3 separate regions of the Homo sapiens genome follow, and all the other regions are linked to region 2. Evidence: chromatin loops called from intact Hi-C (ENCODE). Cell type or tissue: mammary epithelial cell. All regions are shown on one strand.

Region 1 (2,500 bases), 870 kb before region 2:
TGCCATCTGCCCCAGTTCCTGCTGCACAAAACCATGATATAAAGAAGTGGGTTATTTTACATCAGTAAGTATTGGGTTAGTTTTATACTCAGTAATAAATCAAGGGAGCATTTTACAACAGTTTCCCAGAAGATGGGCACAATAGTGGCCCCACAGGGTGGGGTGAGAAGAGTTGCTGAAGCCTTAGCATGAGACTCTCCCAGAAATCCCTTTTTTTTGATTTTCAGAAAGCCCTGATGCTACAGTAATAATAGCTAATATTTCTTAATTGCTATAAATATGGCCTTATTTCCTGCCACTTTGGGACATGCATTATACTCACTAGTAACTGATGCTTATGCCCCTGGCTGCTGGGAATAAATATTCTTATAGCCGCTATAAATCTTGCTGATCATTCAAGATTCCTCTTGGGTACTGGCAACTTCAGGAACTTTCATGTTGACCTAAGAGTCTCTCTACTTTTCATAACTCTATCTTAGCCAAGTTGTATTTTGTTGAAATTATCTCTGTTATCTCCACAAGTTTCTATTTTCCACTGGTAAGATGGTTGAAGATACAGATTGCATCTTCCTCATGGTTGCATGTATGTACAATTTTAACAGAATCTGCACATTGTAAATGACCAACCTAGCATTTGCATATTGTATTACAGTTTATAAAGGGTTTTCATGATTATCCCTCTTGAACAGTTGAATTGAGGCTCAGGGAGGAAAACGACTTTCTTAAAATCCCTGGGTCACAGGGGCTCCTCACTCAGAGGCTTGCTAATTTTCTCCCCCACATACTGAGGATATGGAGAACTTCTTAGTGGGAGGGAGAGAGCTGAAGCCCTATCCTCCCCATGGATACATATCCTTTGTTTTCAGTGTCTGGGAAATGCCCCAGGATTCCCTGCTGCGTTACCCTGGGAGACTATTGCTCAATCCCAGCAGCTGCTCTGGAGGAAGGAAAAAGCAGACATTCTGAATGTATCATACATACAATGCAATATTGAATTGGAGGTTGCTAATGAGCGAGAACTCTTTTATTGTGTAGTCTACTTCCAGTGAGGTCTAGCTCTTAATTTTCAGTGGGCGTAGCAGGAAGTACTAGTGTAAAAAATAAAACATATATATTACTAATACTGTTGCTATATAAAACAATATTTGGCCAAGATGGTTAAGATATGATTCAGTCCTTGTTCATCAAGTTGCTAAATATTATTCAGTGAGTGGAGTCACCATATGGCATAACTGAATTTTCTTGGGAGACTGGGTAAAATATTGTGTTGGATATAGAATTTGGAATTGTGCATGTCTCTGGTGGATAGAGTCTAGATCAAGCTGCAGACTGCTAATCCCATTAATCCCTCAGGCAAAGACTCTAATGCACGTGGCAAATGGAAATGGCTTAGCCCTGCATGTAGCACTCCACGAGGGCGAGTTTCTTCTCAGAAACTGAGGAAGGGTGGGCAGAACCACACATCTAGACAGATGCAATCTTTAAAGAAAAGTGTGTGTGGGCAAGTACAGTACCAGCTGGGAAAATCTAAATGACTGAAACCTATGACTCAGAAATCTTAAATTGCCTTAAAATTAATGAAGCTCTGTGGGGATGACTCAGTTCATTCATGTCCTTAGCTTGCAGGCTCGAAAGCTTGCAGAAGGAGCTGTTGTCTAAAGTTTGGAAGATCAGACTCCACAGAAGGAATGGGTCACATCCTTGGGGGTGGTCTGGGGTGCATGTGCTGGAGAGCCAGGTGAGCTGGTTTGCATCCTTCCCAGGGACCGAGTGACTTCTGGCAAGTGAAACCTCTGAGCCCTAGTTTCCATTCCTGTAAAATAAGAAACAGAGATTGAATTTCTAACTTCATCAGCTCTGATATTCTGATTACTCAAAGTCCCAGCAAGAAACAGAATTTGCCCTGGGTGGTTTCGATGAAGAGATTTTAATAAAGGGACTCCACAGATGTGTGTGCTAGTTAAGAGAACAAACAAGGAAGAGGAAGGCACCCAGAGATGAGTAAAAGCTTCTGCTATTACCATCTCCATGGTCAAGACACCCAGGAAAAATGGTGTTACTGGAACCCAATGAGAACCAGATCTCTGGTGGAGAGCCATCCTCTACCCGACCCCCGACCCCGGAAGGAGCCATCTTCCTGGGAGGAGGAAGCCCCTGCCAGAAACACAGTCTTAAGCAAGAAGGGAGCCAGGAAGAAGTGACCTGAAGCTTAACGTATTTCCCTAGTGCTGCTCTTTGGATGAGTCCAACTGGACGCCATTCAGGAAGGGAAGAAAGCTGTCCACAGGAGTTGGCCTCATGTGGCACAGAGAAGAGCAAAGAAGAAGGGTAGAGAGTGGGATCTAGAGTGGGTGAAAACAGAAAAACCAGCACACGTTTTATGCTTTTATAAATTTCATTTCTGAGTTAGGGAAAAAAGCACAATAAATATTTTCTCTGGAATAGCTGAAGAATGACTCTCAACTAACAGAGTTTCTGAGTGTAAGGACAAGGTTTTGCT
Region 2 (2,500 bases):
ATACATCTATTATAAGCCCAAATCCAACATCATTTCACTAGCTTCAATACATCAGCACTTTCCACTACGTACCATTAATATTAACTTGAACTCTATTAGCGCTGTAGTTTTGTTTTGGTTTTTGTTTTTGAGACACAGTCTCACTGTGCAGTGGCGCAATCTTGGCTCACTGCAACCTCTGCCTCCCGGGTTCAAGCAATTCTCCTGCCTCAGCCTCCCAAGTAGCTGGGATTACAGGCACGTGGCACCATGCCTGGCTAATTTTTGTATTTTTGGTAGAGACAAGGTTTCACCATGTTGGCCAGGCTGGTCTCAAACTCCTGATCTCAAGGGATCCACCCACCTCGGCCTCCCAAAGTGCTGAGAGTTCATGCTGGGCATGAACCACTGTGTCCAGCTGATTAGCACTATAGTTTTATCTGTACTTAAATGAATTTTGGTTTTATAATGCTGTAAGAGCTACTGTTCAATGTTTGTACATATTTAAATAAAGTTATATAAAAAATTTAGTTCAACACTAACATTTTAAATATGCCTACATTATTTAAATTTGAGGAAAAATATTGTATAATATTTGTCCACTTAACATATACTCGCTAATCCTAAGAAATTCATCTATTCGGATACCATAAGCGGATTTGTGTGGAAGGTCCGAAGGAAAAACATTTTACTGTACAAGAAATTATCCTTATGGTCATCCTCTGTGTACTGCATGAAGGAAGAACACAAACTTTTGTCCAGAATGAAGTCTCTTTCAATAAATTAGAGGTTAACCGCCTCACTCAACCAACAAGCACTGTTTATTTTTTAGGATCTCCCTGAAATACGAATCAATAAGACAAAGAACAAAAGCAAACTTGGTGGGTGGGGGGAGCGGGAAATACGGAGTTCCCAAATGAATGTGTTACTTGAAAATATAAACCATTTCTTCTTAGCTTGGCTCTGTCAACCATCTCGGAAAAGGATGTTTTTACAATCAGAGCAGAAATATGACTGGCGGCTCCTACATTTACATTTCTTTGTTGCAAAATGAATGTAACTTGTTCAGATTCCAACAGGGAGAAAGCAGCAGAAGTGGTGGTTACTTTCCAAAGTGAAACTTAAAACCACAATCTCCGGTGCACAAAAGGCAGAATGAGTCACAGGAAGAGGCCACTTGCTTGCAAAACTCATTAAAAGCAATGCAGGGCTGAATGGACTTCCTGCACCAGTGAAAAGATCGCTGGCATCAGGACAGGCACCTCCAGGCTCCAACAATTTGGGGGAGGAAGGGAGCCATTAGCAATCTGGGCACAGCCCAGGCCTGCTCCTTCACATGGACACCCCCTCCAAACTCCGCCATACACACACATACACTCACACACACTCACTCACTCACACTGCACGGCCTGGAATCCCCTCCCAGCCTGGGCCGGCCCACATCCCTGGGAAGGTGTCTCAGGCTGGAAGCCGTGTAGCAAAGGATCACAACGACACCTTGTGACTCAAGCGAGCGCCTGTACTGGGTTTCCAAGCTCCTTTTCAGGAGTGGCCGGGGGAAGACAATCTTTCCAGCGGCTTCTCTCCTGTGGCAGATCTTTGTGAGCTCTGGGCGGTGAGCGTTGCTCTGGCCAGGCCAAATTAAAGTCAGATGTGAGCTGAGCAATACAGAAGAGGCTACCTGGGAGCAGCATGCAGGGCCTCCACTGCATCATCTAAACCCTGCTTCTCCAACTTGTACGTGAGGCAGAATCCCCTGAAGGACTTCTTAAAACAGATAACCCGGCCCCACGCCCACGGTGAGATTCAGCAGGTCTAGGGTAAGGGCCTGAGCATTTGCATTTCTAACAAGTTCCCTAGTGCTGGAACTGCAGACTACACTTTGAGAATCGCAGATCTAAATGGTTTTTAGACCTGAACAAACAGCCAGACAGCGCCCTTTCCAGCCAGTTAGTGTTGTTGACCTTGGGCTGTGCCAACTTGCAGGCACGTTGGTACCAAAACAGTCCCCTTGAGGAACTCCCCCCTCTGCCCACAAGTTGGATCCACAGCCTGGCTGGTCTCCAAGGCCAGCACTACCCGGGAAGGGGCCTTTGTCAAAGTGGGGACTTTTTTTTTTTTTTTTAAAGGCTGTGCTGCCAAACCAAAAGCGACTGTGCCCCCCGGTGGCCATTTGGGCCCGTTGACTTCCAGGGTCAGGTCAGCTTCTGTCTGCTCATGTTTTGGTTTCCCTCAGGTACCAAGCTCCCTGCCTGGCTTGCAACAGAAGTGACACTGATCACCACCTTTGATGCAGCAGGAGTTTCAAAAGGGAGTTGGAAGCAGAAAGGCAGAAAACCTACTGGCATTTTCACCACTTTCTCTTAGTTTAAGGCAGAGATGGGGCACAGCGCTGCCCCTAACTAGGTCTGAAGACAAAATATAAAATACAAAGGGGAGTGGTCAGAAATTAGCCAGGTGTGGTGGCATGTGCCTGTGGTCCCAGCTACTTGAAGGCTGAGCCGGGGGATCACCTGAGCCC
Region 3 (2,500 bases), 600 kb before region 2:
AGGGAATAGCATTAAGCACAGGCCTAGAAACATGAAGCGCCATGACTGCTCCAACCAGGAAACACAGAACAGAGTCAAGTGCACTGATGGGAGAGGGAAGCAGGGAGAAGCAGGACATGATAGGCTGGGACTAGTTTGTCAAGAATTGTCTATTTCATGGAGGTAGATCTGCTAATACGGGTATTTTTGAGGTTAAGGATGTAGCCACTGCTAGGAGAAAAGTCCGATTTGGAATTCTAAGAAGATCCGAGATGAGTTCTTAGCAGCCAAGGTGAAGACAGCTTTTAGCTCCTGATAATCCTTCCCCCAAGACCTGCCATCACCGATCCTGCCTGTCCGACATCCGCGAACAAACAGATAGCAGACTTCTGGTAATCTCTTCTCTAGGCACACAGAGACTGTTCTTCTCACCTCTTATCACCGGGAGCCCTATCACCTCCTGCATCAGCCCCCCTGCCAGCCTCTCCTCTCCTCTCAGCTAAACAGGATTTTCTTCCTTAGTTTTCAGACTGGGGATAATCTTGTCACTTCTCCTAGAGTAGAAAGGCCTAGAAGTCAAGGGTTAGAAACTCTGGTGAAAATAATTCTCTAGTTGGAGCCTCTTGGCATTTGTATTAGAAACTGTGTTAATGTTTTCCCCTTTCCTCTGCTCCTCAAATTCCTGTTATGCAAAATTAGGTCATAATCATGACTTTTAGAAATTGGAAATATGCATACACATCCTATAAAACACAAGGTAAAATATTGGTATGTACCAAAACATTCTTCTCAATGTAAACATTTCTAAACAAACAAACATGCTTTGATTTCTTTCGTATTGTTTTTAATCTGTATGCTAAGGGGGTTATATATCCACATAAGACAACGTTGGAACCTCTAGGAATTTGCCCTAAGAAAGTAACTGGATTGCAATCAAAGCCATGAATGCTAGGTTGTTCTGTCAATGCTACCAAAAGTAGGGAAAAATAGAAAGCATCCTAAATTTCTACCTATTGTTGAGGATAGTTCAATTAATTTTCCTATACCCACTAAAAATTACAGTTTGGGAAAATAATGACAATGTAATTTCAAATGAACCAGTGGAAAACAGTAGCATGTATAATATTTATACATAGCATGGAAGGAAGAAATGTTGGAGGGAAGGGCAGCAGAATGTTAGCAGTAGTTATATCTCAGTGAGATGTTATACATGGTTTATTTTATTTTCCTTTTTGTAGGAAGGCAAATGTGATATTAGGTCACCTGCATGGAGGATCTGGGCCAGGTGTATGGCATACAGGAGCTGGTTAGGCCATAGCTTAACATTAAAAGTATGAACAGTAAAACCATGGCGGCCCCTGCTGACCAGGTGCCAGCTGGGGAGCACAGAGGCAAGCTCCATGGTTGACGGAGGGAAGGAGGCATGTAAGTATTCAGGATATCAAAAAAAAGAGGAGAATGCATACATAGACTTACAATCCTAAAGAGTTAAAATGGGACAGGGTTCATAAAAGAAAAATTAGTGATGCTTAAAAATCCAAATTTTAAGCTCCCAGTTCTAAGAAGCATTAATCCATCTGCTTCATGGGATTCAGACTAAAGCTTTTATTCATTTTTGCCAATTTTTGGAAAGACTCCATCCCTCCAGTTATATCTTGTTAGGCTCTTCTGGAACAGTAATACTCCCTCATGAAAGAATGTTCTAACTTCATGATGCCTTCCATTTCACAGTGATTTCTGCTTCATGGAGAGAAGAGATGGAAAACATAACTTTTAAAGTGATTTTTGCATTCTTCTTTAGATACTTTGCATTATTTTTTAAAAAGCTATAGACTTAAAAGATGAAAATTATAGACTTTGCTATTGTTATGGGCCGAGAATTGCACCTCACTTAAAAAAAAATGAGAGAGACAATTCTGATGTGAATCTCATGTTTATTGTTTTAAAAGCTCTGTGCTAATACCAAAAGAATGTATTTCTGGTGGGAAGTGCTATATTTCCATGCCTTCAGGGAATTTGACTTCTGTCCTAAAAATATATTTCCTTAGATATTATAAACAGAACACCTTAAACAATAATAAAATAAAATATGGCAAAAAAAAATCTACCACAAGCATAGCGATGTTTTACATCCTCATCATGTAAGGGCTTTAAAGCTATAGGAAAAGCCTGAACATCCACTCCCCCTTAATAGAAAAGTGTTCAAAGAATACAAAAGGCACTTTACAAAAGAAGTCTTGCAAGTGGCAAGCAAATGTGAAATAAAAACGTTAACTTTACGAATAATCAGTGAAATGAATATAAACACATCAGTAAAATAAAATCTGCTCTCAGTAGGTTAGAGAATGTGTTGTGTTTTTCTTATTGCTGTTGTTACATGTTCCTTGACATTGGTAAGCAGGTGTACAATAACATCCTCAGAACATTCTGGTGAGATAAATTGCTGCAACTTTTCTGCAGGACAATTTAAAATTGGCCTAGTTTTTTAACCCAGTAATTCTTATCCTTCCAATTTGTTATT

The links. Hi-C counts contacts between places; a loop is a spot of excess contacts. Peaks named below come from ENCODE experiments on the same cell type or tissue, not always from the same donor. Only the 100,000 strongest peaks of a DNase experiment are listed, where the experiment ranks them.
Region 1: it touches region 2 in a loop (4-fold over the local background); 62 of 110 quality-filtered maps call a loop at or near these places.
Region 3: it touches region 2 in a loop (4-fold over the local background); 3 of 110 quality-filtered maps call a loop at or near these places.

What each region holds. Positions count from the first base shown.
Region 1 is chr2:12,701,410-12,703,909 of GRCh38, reverse strand. It overlaps LOC124905974 (a long non-coding RNA gene), which reads left to right. Exons shown (of 2, transcript XR_007086222.1): 2 at 1-2,500. Among named protein-coding and RNA genes, the nearest start is that of TRIB2, 14 kb to the left of the region's middle. In mammary epithelial cell, no CTCF peak of the experiment used is centred here; DNase peaks (open chromatin) are centred at 1,039 and 1,569; H3K27ac peaks cover 2,500 bases.
Region 2 is chr2:11,829,053-11,831,552 of GRCh38, reverse strand. No RefSeq gene overlaps it. Among named protein-coding and RNA genes, the nearest start is that of MIR4262, 6.7 kb to the left of the region's middle. RefSeq lists an enhancer at 796-1,512. In mammary epithelial cell, CTCF peaks have their summits at 1,479 and 2,143 (motif pointing left); a DNase peak (open chromatin) is centred at 1,262; H3K4me3 peaks cover 527 bases; H3K27ac peaks cover 2,194 bases.
Region 3 is chr2:12,432,629-12,435,128 of GRCh38, reverse strand. All of the region lies in intron 4 of MIR3681HG (MIR3681 host gene), which reads right to left. Among named protein-coding and RNA genes, the nearest start is that of MIR3681, 230 kb to the right of the region's middle. In mammary epithelial cell, a CTCF peak has its summit at 1,352 (motif pointing left); no DNase peak of the experiment used is centred here.